2 separate regions of the Mus musculus genome follow, and region 1 is linked to region 2. Evidence: chromatin contacts called from ENCODE POLR2A ChIA-PET data. All regions are on one chromosome and are shown on one strand. The core of a region is the stretch at or near the end of the contact, and the rest is flanking DNA. Distances in the headings are between cores, read along the strand shown. Region 1 overlaps Npffr1 (neuropeptide FF receptor 1). Region 2 holds the start of Lrrc20 (leucine rich repeat containing 20).

Evidence for each region. ChIA-PET counts read pairs that join two places held with the same protein, here RNA polymerase II (POLR2A).
Region 1: POLR2A ChIA-PET joins it to region 2 with 11 read pairs in Patski. The contact joins the enhancer-like site here to the promoter of Lrrc20 in region 2. POLR2A ChIA-PET finds 5 or more read pairs at or near these places in 2 of 5 experiments (Patski and embryonic stem cell).

The regions. Positions count from the first base shown.
Region 1 is chr10:61,623,918-61,629,085 of GRCm38, forward strand. It overlaps Npffr1 (neuropeptide FF receptor 1), which reads left to right. Exons shown (of 4, transcript NM_001177511.2): 4 at 1,592-5,168. The coding sequence ends at 2,468. Among named protein-coding and RNA genes, the nearest start is that of Ppa1, 22 kb to the right of the region's middle. Within about 2 kb of position 3,334, at least 2 of the 3 ENCODE cell types and tissues checked have a DNase peak (open chromatin) inside an H3K27ac peak, as active enhancers do.
Region 2 is chr10:61,473,488-61,478,612 of GRCm38, forward strand. Lrrc20 (leucine rich repeat containing 20) reads left to right here and starts at 2,346. Exons shown (of 5, transcript NM_153542.1): 1 at 2,346-2,402. D830039M14Rik (RIKEN cDNA D830039M14 gene) reads right to left here and starts at 3,194. Exons shown (of 1, transcript NR_166099.1): 1 at 1,740-3,194.

The DNA.
Region 1 (5,168 bases), core at 2,084-4,583, 150 kb after region 2:
CACAGGCTGTTCTTCCAGAGGTCCTGAGTTCAATTCCCAGCAACCACATGGTGGCTCACAGCCATCTTTAGTGAGAAGCTGGTGCCCTCTTCTGGTCTTCAGTCGTACATGCAGGAGACTGTTGTTTAGCTATGAGACACAGAGAGAGAGAGAGAGAGAGAGAGAGAGAGAGAGAGAGAGAGAGAGAGAGAGAGAGAGAACAGGGCACAGTTGTGTGACTGTGGTATCTCTGACCAGAGAGTAGAAATGCTTGTGGTTTACAAACCCAGAACAGTGCAGGTTGGCAAAAGTTTCTGCACGTATTGTAAATGCCTGGGACTTGGCTGACCTCAGTTTTAGCCGGAAGGCAGTCTGGATCTAGCAAATAGTTCTTCTCCAATCATTGGGGCGGGGGGGGGGGGGGAGCGGAGGGGGGGGCTGTCAATAGGCTCCACCACTGATCCACTCCCCAGTCCCAGCTCCTGAGGTTTTCAGGGAGTCTATAAACAGCTAAAAGTTACACCTGTTACATTTGTGATGCGCTGGTCAAGTGGCTCAGTGGATCAAGGTATGGTCACCAAGCCTCTTGACCTGAATTCCATTGCTAGGACCACATGGTAGAAAGAGATTGCTGACTGCTGCAGTTGTCTTTTGTGTGGAGAGGGAGAAAAGGCTAAGTGAAGGGAGAGGGAGAACGAAGCACTAAATACGTGTTTTTTAAAAAAAGCGTTTGTATATTTGCCTAGTCCGGCTTCCTAAGCACAGAGTGTTTATCACAGACTGGGCTGTGATGCCCGCTACTGAATAAAAGAAAAAGGAATAAAGGAAAGCCCATGACTGCTCCTGGATATGGTGGAGGAGAAAGCTTATTATAGATATGTGGGTGAGAACGGCCAGAGGCAGGGACATCTCAGAGAGTCCAGAGTGGTCCTGATCCTGAACCTCGTGGGGAGAGGGGGAGGGGGAGGGAGAGCGGGAAACCAAGTACAGCAGCCATGAGGCCAAAGGTGCAAAAGGAAGTGGGAGGTAGCCCAAAATGTCTAGGCTATATAGGGAGGAGCCTCTGTGGGAAGGGCAGCCCAGTGTCTGGGCTGGAGAGTTCAGGGTAGAGGGTGGGGTAGGTCAGCTATACCCAGTAACAGGTAGCAACCGAGGGATGCTGGGAGAACCTAAAGGCCAGGTCCGCTTTGATATGGTAAATAGGAACCTCAGTGGCCAGTCCTGGGTTGAACCCTTAGTACTGCCAGCTAATCTGTTTTAAAATAAAGATCTAAGCCTCTGGAGAGAGGTTGTTCCTTCCTCATCTATTCCACTAAATCCACCTAAAGCCATAACAATTTAGCCGGACTGTGCTGCCTCCTTCGCAAAAGACAAACCAATTTACTTGTAAATTAACCTGATTAGTGCCGAAGCAGTTCTCGGGTGCTGCCTAAGTGCAGTGATGAATGTTTGGTATCGTATTCCAGTAGCATCCGAAACTGCCTCAAGTAGGGTGATGAATGTCACGTGTCCTCTTCCAGTGGCCCCTAGTCAGGTCATCTCTGGCCCGCTGGGCCTCCAGGGATCCTCCCAGACACTTACTCTGTTTCTCTTCCCACCCCTTCGCCTGCAGGTTCCGCTGCATCGTACACCCTTTCCGTGAGAAGCTGACCCTCCGGAAGGCGCTGCTCACCATAGCGGTGATCTGGGCGCTGGCGCTGCTCATCATGTGTCCCTCGGCGGTCACTCTGACCGTCACGCGAGAGGAGCATCACTTCATGCTGGATGCTCGCAACCGCTCCTACCCTCTCTACTCGTGCTGGGAGGCCTGGCCCGAGAAGGGCATGCGCAAGGTCTACACCGCCGTGCTCTTCGCGCACATCTATCTGGCGCCGCTGGCGCTCATCGTGGTGATGTACGCGCGCATCGCGCGCAAGCTGTGCCAGGCCCCCGGTCCAGCGCGCGACGCGGAGGAGGCGGTGGCCGAGGGTGGCCGCGCGTCGCGCCGCAGGGCCCGCGTGGTGCATATGCTGGTCATGGTGGCGCTCTTCTTCACCTTGTCCTGGCTGCCACTCTGGGTGCTGCTGCTGCTCATCGACTACGGGGAGCTGAGCGAGCTGCAGCTGCACTTGCTGTCCGTCTACGCCTTCCCGTTGGCACACTGGCTGGCCTTCTTCCACAGCAGCGCCAACCCCATTATCTACGGCTACTTCAACGAGAACTTCCGCCGCGGCTTCCAGGCTGCCTTCCGGGCACAGCTCTGCTGGCTTCCCTGGGCCGCCCACAAGCAAGCCTACTCCGAGCGGCCTGGCCGCCTCCTGCGCAGGCGGGTGGTGGTGGACGTGCAACCCAGCGACTCAGGGCTGCCATCGGAGTCTGGCCCCAGCAGTGGGGTCCCAGGGCCTAACCGGCTGCCATTGCGCAATGGGCGTGTGGCCCACCAGGATGGCCCGAGGGAAGGGCCTGGCTGCAACCACATGCCCCTCACTATCCCAGCCTGGAACATTTGAGGTGGTCCAGAGAGGGAACGTCCTGTAGGCCTGTGGCCCTGACCCTTAACTATGATGCCTGGGCACAATAGCAGTATTAGAAGAGGGTGCCGAGATGCCTCCTTGATAAAAAAAAAAAAAAAAAAAAAAAAAAAAAAACGAGACAGTGAGGCATTGAGACCCAGGGAGAGGTGACAAGGTCTCACCGTTGGGAATCCTACTTGACCCAGACTCCAGTAAGTCTCCCCAGGAAAATGTGTCACTAGGTGGTTAGGAAGAGGTGACCACTTCTACACACTGAGCACCTGTGACCGAGTCCCCTGTGCTGTGTTGCTGAGAGAGCTCCCCTTGGCCCTTTCCTGGGAAACATCCAAGCTCTCCGCTTGCCAGGGCCAGTGTTTGAGTTGTTTTATTCCAGGAAGTGCCATACCCACTTCAGCATGTCACAACTGAGCAGCTCCAAGAAGAACCCTAGGGAGCCCATTTAAATGGCACTGGGTTGAGCCTAAGGGAGACTCCCCCCCCCCCCCCCAGAGCCAAGCAGAGCTTCCAACAGTACCAAGAGCTCATGGGTGGCAGGCAAGGGGAAAAGGAAGACAGCAATGCCAACTCTCCCCTCAGGAAATATCTTAGTGGGCCAGTGAGCATGAACCTTTGTCGGGGCATTTCTTCTTTGTTTACTGGGAAGGAGAAGGTGGTCAGTCGGGATGTGGTGAGGCCCCAGCACGACACAGACAAACTCTTCCACCGTGTGTGACTTATGAACCCTGAACGCAGAGGAGAGTAGGAGAGCCTGCATGCACGACAGCGCTCACCCACGATGCCTGCCATCATCTTGACAGATGCATGCACCCCAGCTCTCACCCGGTATATCTGCCGTCAGACGCACAGCTCTCATCGTACAGTCACCTTGGCAGAGCACAGCTTCTCCCCAGGAGGTGAGGAAATGGCTTGCCCCTGCCGGTTTCTCCTGCCACTTCAATCATGTGCACTTAACTGGACACATTCTCGCTTCCATTACCACAGTGGCCAGAAATTTTAGGAATTTAAAAAAAGGGGCGGGGGACATTTCAAGGGTCCAGGGCTCTGAGCTCCTGTTGATTTCTTAACACGCTCTGGCTGGCCCTTTGCTGTTCCCAGGTCTGTCCTAAGCAATGTCTATAGCAGCAGAAGAAATGGCCTCACGGTTGGTTGTACACGTCCAAGCAGGTCTCTGAACACTGTCATCTGACTCATAAAATGTTCTGGCTGTTTCACAGAGCAACCGAGGCCCAGTAGGACCAGGGTCACAGGGCCACAGACAGCAATGTTTGGATTAGGCTTGCCTTAGATAGCTTGAACCAACCATATCCTGCCTTTCAGAGAAGGTAGGCATGGCAGGGGGGAGCGCCGGATGAGAAGGAACTCCAAGGAATGACTCCAAGTTCTGGGGCTGGGGCAGGAAACCATCTGCATTATGTTGGCCTTGTGACCTCCAGCCAGAGCTGTTCTGAACTCGATTCCTATGCTGAGGAAGCTGTCAAGCTCCCTCCAGGTGCTGTGTAGTCTGCGAGGAGGCTGGGAGTGATTGGTGTAGTCAGGCCAGATGTGGCCTGAACTGGTCCTCTGCAAGGCCCTCTAAGTTGGTGCTGTCTTAGTATCACATGCACGATACAGTGGCCTGAGACTTGCTGGCTGTTTACCGAGAAGGCTTGTGACTCCCGGGCTCTAAAATTAGGCCACAGCAAGGACAGTGTCAACCCTGTCCCTGAGACTCCTGGGGACTGTGGGAGTTACAGTCTGCTCTCTGCTCTGGCCTTCAGCATGGCCTCTTAGAGACAAAATCACAGCTCTCCTCAGAAATCCTGTCCACCAAGGCCTCTGCTTCAGTTTCCCCAAACGCCTTGCTTTGAGAGGCCATGGTTGGCAAAAAGCAGGGCACCTGACACAGGTGGCCATCCCTGTGAATCATCCTTGTCCTTACTTGAGTAGGAGCAGAAGTGGCACCTGCCTGCCCATGGGCTTGGTCTGAGTACTGACAAGAACATCACAATGCTATAGAAAAGCCAGCAGTGGGGCTGGAGAGATGGCTCGGCGGTTAAGAACACTGACTGCTCTTCTGGAGGTTCTGAGCTCCAATTCCAGCAACTACATGGTAGCTCATAACCATCTGTATAGCTACAGTGTACTCATACACAAAAAAATAAGTAAATAAACCTTTTAAAAATGAAAGAAAGAAAGAAAAAAGAAGAGCCAGAAGCGTGTGAATGCTGGGGTCTTGTTTCTTCGTACATGTGTTAGAATACATCCAATGTTCAAACTTCCCATTAGCCCTTTTGAAGTGTACATACAGGGCTGGAGAAATGGCTCAATGGTTAAGAGTACTGACTGCTCTTCTGAAGGTCCTGAGTTCAAATCCCAGCAACCACATGGTGGCTCACAACCATCTGTAATGGGATCTTATGCCCTCTTCAGGTGTGTCTGAAGACAGCGACAGAGTACCCACATACATGAAATAAATAAACAAATCTTTTTTTTTTAAGTGTACATACAGTTCAGGGGCACTGAGTATTCATGTTGCAATGTAACCAGCACCCTTTCTAGCACTGTATTAGCCTAAATGGAAACTATGGACCCATTGACACCAGCTCCCCATCCCTGCTCCTCCCAGCCACTGTCCTTTCACTTTGATTTTGACACTCTTGTGAGTCCCTGCAAATGAAACCACTCAGCATCTTTCCT
Region 2 (5,125 bases), core at 1,096-3,595:
GGAAAAAGGGCTGGGCTTGAAAGAGAGGTAACTAATCAAATGGGTAGCCATAGTCTAGTTTAAATGGATTAAATAAGAGCTCTCCTGGGAATAGCCAACACATTTAATAATAAATAGTCTCAGAGTCATCACTTTGGGAGATGGGCCTGGGAAAGGAAAAACAGTTAAAAATTATTTTAACACAGAGAGAATGGAAGAGAAGGGCAAAGCCCGCCAGAGCCATGCTTGCCACACTCCAGCTGGCCAGAGTCCTTTCATCCTTTATGCTCAACAACTTGGAAAAGCAAGGACTGAAACAGCAGCCCTCTATCGGCTGCTGAGAGGCATGAGACCTGAGCTGTTTGGCTCTGAGAGGTGTGACAAGCTGAACTGTCTGGAAAGTTATTAATAGACACAGGCCCTGGGATCCTAAGCCTCAGAAGACTGTGAACCAGGAGGCTTTCTGACAAAGTCCAGTGCATGTAGCAGTGAGCCAGAGGTTGTTCTGGTGAGGTGAGGTGAGGACCACAGCTGAAGTTGATCTCTGATTTCGACTTACATGTGTATGTGCCTGTGCTCACAGATGAACACCACACACACACGGACATGGACACACATACACTTTTTTAAAAAAAGTCAATTCAAAGGGGTCTGTCAGGAACCTCAACAGGACAAACTCACTAGGGAAAATAGTACCTGTTCTAGAATCAGGTCACTTCAGAAACAGCAGAGGGCCTGCCTAAAATGTAGCCAGCTGAGTGGTCCTTGTGCCCATTGTTTATTGTCATATGAGTGTCCTCTGCTTCGTTAGGCAATGAGTCATCATTAAGCAATGTATCTTGTCTCCTTTCACAGAGTTCTCAAGGATGGAGAAGCAGAAAGGACTCTAAGAGCCCAGGCCATTATATCCCTAATGGGAGGTGTTGGGTTATGACTAGTTTATTGCTTAGCCTGGTAGGGAGGGGCCTAGTGAACCTGGTCAGTTTCAGGGACTTCCTGAAGCTAATTTGAGTTTGTTTACCTTCCTCTTTAAGGAGGTTCCCAAAGCTATTTTAAGTGCTTATTGCTTAAGGAGCTTCCTACAGGAAGCAGTGTTTTTGGAAACTGTTACACAACAGGAGATCTGTGAAGTGGCTACATTTTAGAAGCTGTGGTCCTGGTGGCTAGTCTGGCAGCCGTGAATACAAATTACTCAAAAGAACAGCAGCATCTTTTGCTAGTCTGATTTACTGACTAGAAATTTAGTGACACAAAAGGGTTAAAATGTTGCAGGTCCAGAGCCAGACTGGCATTTTGTGGCATCTTTATGTCCTTTAACAACTACTGATTGCTCTGCCCTCTACTTGGCTTAACATCTTTGTAACTATCCAGTAAGTCAGAGTGCAAGAACAGATCTCTAGTTTCCGATCAACCAAAGGGCTAAGAATGCTCTCAGGCTAGCATCTGGGGCCTATAGCTGAGATCTTTTTCTCCTTTGCTGTAGCCTGTTTACCTGATATCCTCACCAATACAATTGAAAAGTGCCTTGTTTTTACGTTTTTCTTTGTTCTTCATTAAGAGGCTGGAGAGACAGCTACACCGTTCCTTTGCAAGGGTTGTCCAATCATGTACAGGATGGTTCATAGCTGTTTGCAACTCCAATCCCAGGAGATTTGACCCCTCTTTTGGCCTCTGAGGACACCAGACACATAGGTGGTGCACAAATACACACGCGGGCAAACACGCATAAAATAACTAAAAAAAAAAAAAAAAAGCACAAAATAATTCACAATTTTTATCAAACTGTTACCATGTTGGGACATGGAATAACCTGTATTTGTGTTCCCGGGCTAGGGTCGCTCCTATTTGGCTCTAGGATAAGCCATCTCTGATCCCCTTTGAGGTGAGAGTTGTGTTTTTGCGTCGCAGCAGCGCTGGACTCCACAGTCCCTTCATCAGTTCTCACAGCGACCCGTGAAGCAGGTAGACTTTAGTTCCATGTTTACTTTAGTCTGAAGAGATGAAGTTACAGTGCGGCTTCAATTAGCGTTTCTTTGCGTTTTCCAAAGTTCCCCGATCTGCTGAACCCGGCTCATCCGTGGAATTAAAAACAAAATAAAATCCAGCCTGGAGAAGCATCCTACACAAGAAGATGCAGGGCCCCGCCCCTAGCGCGCTGGCTTTGCCGACTCCACACAAAGCGGTTCCTCCCTTGGTTCCCGAGCGCGCAGGAGGAGTTGCGCGCTGATTGGTGCGCGCGGGCGGAGCGCTGGCCCCTCCCCGCCCTGGGTCGTATCCTGGTGTCACTATTGGCTGAGCGGCCGTGCGCGCTGAGCTCCCTGCCCCTTTGGCTCCGCCCCTCGGGCTCAGAACTTGCACCGGGTGCCGTCGGTCGCCGCGGGAGCGTGAGTGCTGGGCGCTGGGCTCTAGGACGCATTGTCGCCGTAAGTGCTGCCTCCAGCGGCCCACAGGCTTCGCGCCGCGCTGAATAACGGTGGCCAGAGGCCGAGCGTGGCAGGGGCAGAAGGGAAAGCACTGGGCTTGGCCGTGTCCCTTCCCCTCCCCCAGCACACCTGGTAGCACCGAGTCATGGCTCGGGCGGTGCCCAGAGGTCATGGACTATCGCTTGCGGTAGTGGGAGGCTCGTGGTTAGAGCTCTCGGACAGCCCGGCTTCCGTCTCCCCAGTGAGACGCCCTTGCCCATCGGGAGAGGCAGCTGCGCATGTCACTTGGGAGTGTGCCTCTCCGCCCCTGGCAGCGTGGGACGCCCCCGGCCTCTGCGATCACCAGCGTCCCCCCTCTGCTTGCTCCATTTGTCCCAGTTCCTGTCTGCCAGGCCAGCGCGAGGCTGGAGACGAGCAGCCACTGGCTGTGAGAATGGGGTCCAGGGATCCTGTCCTTGGCCACTGTGTACTGTCGGTACAGTCTAAGGATGCTCACGCGGGGCTCCCCAACTCTAAAGCTGAGCTGCGAAACCAGGCGCCAACGTGTCCAGCTCATTGCCCCAGCGGGCTCTTTCCCCTGGGTGAGAAAGTGGGTCATCTCTGCTCTGGTCTCGAGTGGACCTTTGGGACTGTTGGGGTGTGATTAGCATTGTGCCCCTTACCTCGCCACATCAGCTCTTGGCTTCAGCAGGGTCCCGAAGTCTGTCTGGAGCCAGCGGAGCCAGCGGTGGGGCAGATCGTGCGCATGGCTGCGGAGGCTCCGGTTGCCCCGCAGAGCGGCTGCCAGGCTCTAAAGTTCCCAGTTGACCACAACAGTAACTAAATATAGGACCAGCTGGTGCGGCCGGAGTGTCGCAGTGGCTCCTTTGCAGAGATCTTAGGGCTGCAGATAATGAAGTTGAGTTCTGACCCTTAAAGACTGGGTCATTGCCATGGTCAAGGTTTAAATACCTCAGCCCCAAGTTTGGAATTTAGGTGAGATCAGTTTCAGATCTGCCAGAGAAATTATACAGTGTTCACAATCATAGCTTCCTCAAAGCAGAATAGCACACTCACCTTCAATTTATTATATGCAAACTTCCTGTCTGTCCTTGTTTGATGACCTAATAGTTGGTCCTGGCTTAATGCAGGAAGCCCTTAATGGCTTGCAGAGTCTTTTCTTAGAAGTGATTTTTTTTCAGTTAATTTTTATTAACAGTTTCATTGAGGAAGGTGATGTTTCCATCTCACAACTGGGGCTGCCCCACAACATTGAGAGCTTTCCAGAATTCTGCTTGCATTAGTTAGGCTCCTCAGGAAGGCCTCCAGAGGTCTGGAACAGACCGCAGGCCTTCTCTGTGGCTTGTCTTTATCTACCTGTTGCTGGCACCCTATGGGCCCTTCTTCTGGGGTCATGCCACAGGCCTCACCCCCAGGCTGTGCAGGCATATAACTGGTTCATTTTGTCTCCCAGTGGGAAGTTTGTATCATCAGGCATGTCCAACCAGTGGGCCTGGTTTGTCCCAGGAGAGCTATAAGTGCAGCTTAATAGACATGCAATTTAAAAATGCTGTGGTTGCAGTATCATTCTAGTCCACACCCAATCTCTCTCTCTCTCTCTCTTTATTGTCCAGCATGGCTTTTATAGATGGTGACCAGAAGATTTCAAATTTAAACATATCCTGGGGCTGTGTTACAAACTGGTGGTGGGAGGGCACAGGTGAGCTGTCTTGTTCTGTAGCTCAGGCTGACCTGGGACTTGGGGTCCTCCTGTTTCAGTTTTCCTTGTGCTGGGGTTATAGGTATTTGCCACCATGTCTAGTTTCCTTGAAAATTTCTGAGTCTCCCCTATCCAGAGTCTGGGATAGGTGGCCCTGGTTGTACGGGAGCAGCATGGGCCTATGTGTCGGGCCCATGTGGGCCCATTGCTCCTGTTTCTCCCTGACTCTCTGCCACCACCATCCTTATGTGGTAGATTGACTGTATTCCTGCTTCTAGGAGCCTAGAACCTAGACTTGTGGGGCCGGCCTGGGATCTGTGGATTGTTCTGGTTGCAGAGGGGTGCCCAGTGCCTTGATTGTCCAAAGAGTGCTGATGTGCGTGCAGGCAGCTTGTGAATGGGCTCAGATCGTTTATGTAGATGTGGGGGCAGCCCACAGCCTGGTCTCTTGTTTGACATGGACAATTGTCTGTTCCTCTTTTTAAAACATACAAAAGAAAAAGTGAATGCCTGTGTCCCATCTCATCCTTCCCACCCCACACCAGTGCTGGGATTAAATGCAAGGCCATGAGAAAGCTCTCATTACGTTGCTCTTGAAGTCATTTCTGTAGTCCGGACAGGTCTTGAACTACGATTCTCTTGCTTCAGGATGACAGGCCTGTGCCACCAGCCCCAGCAAGAACAGCTCATGCTTTCCTCCCCAGCCTTTCTCTCCCAGCTTCTATTAGATATTAAGTAAGTCCCCATAGGTTAATTGACTGGTTAGATCCCGAACAGGCCCAGCCTTTGGGGCCGAAGGAGCCACCAAACAGTTGGATAGTTTCCCCTATGGCCTTTGGTGGGGCCAGGAGCCCACTCCAGCCTCAAGTTTGTTCTCCCTGAGCTCTGGAGCCCTGCCACCCTCTCCGGTCCCTGTACTGAGTCCCTGGAGAGGCAGAAGGAGATGGAATAGCAGAAAAAGCCCCTGGTTAAGGAATCCGAGAGTTGGGGAGTCTGGGGGTGAGTATGTGTGTGGAGGGCAGCT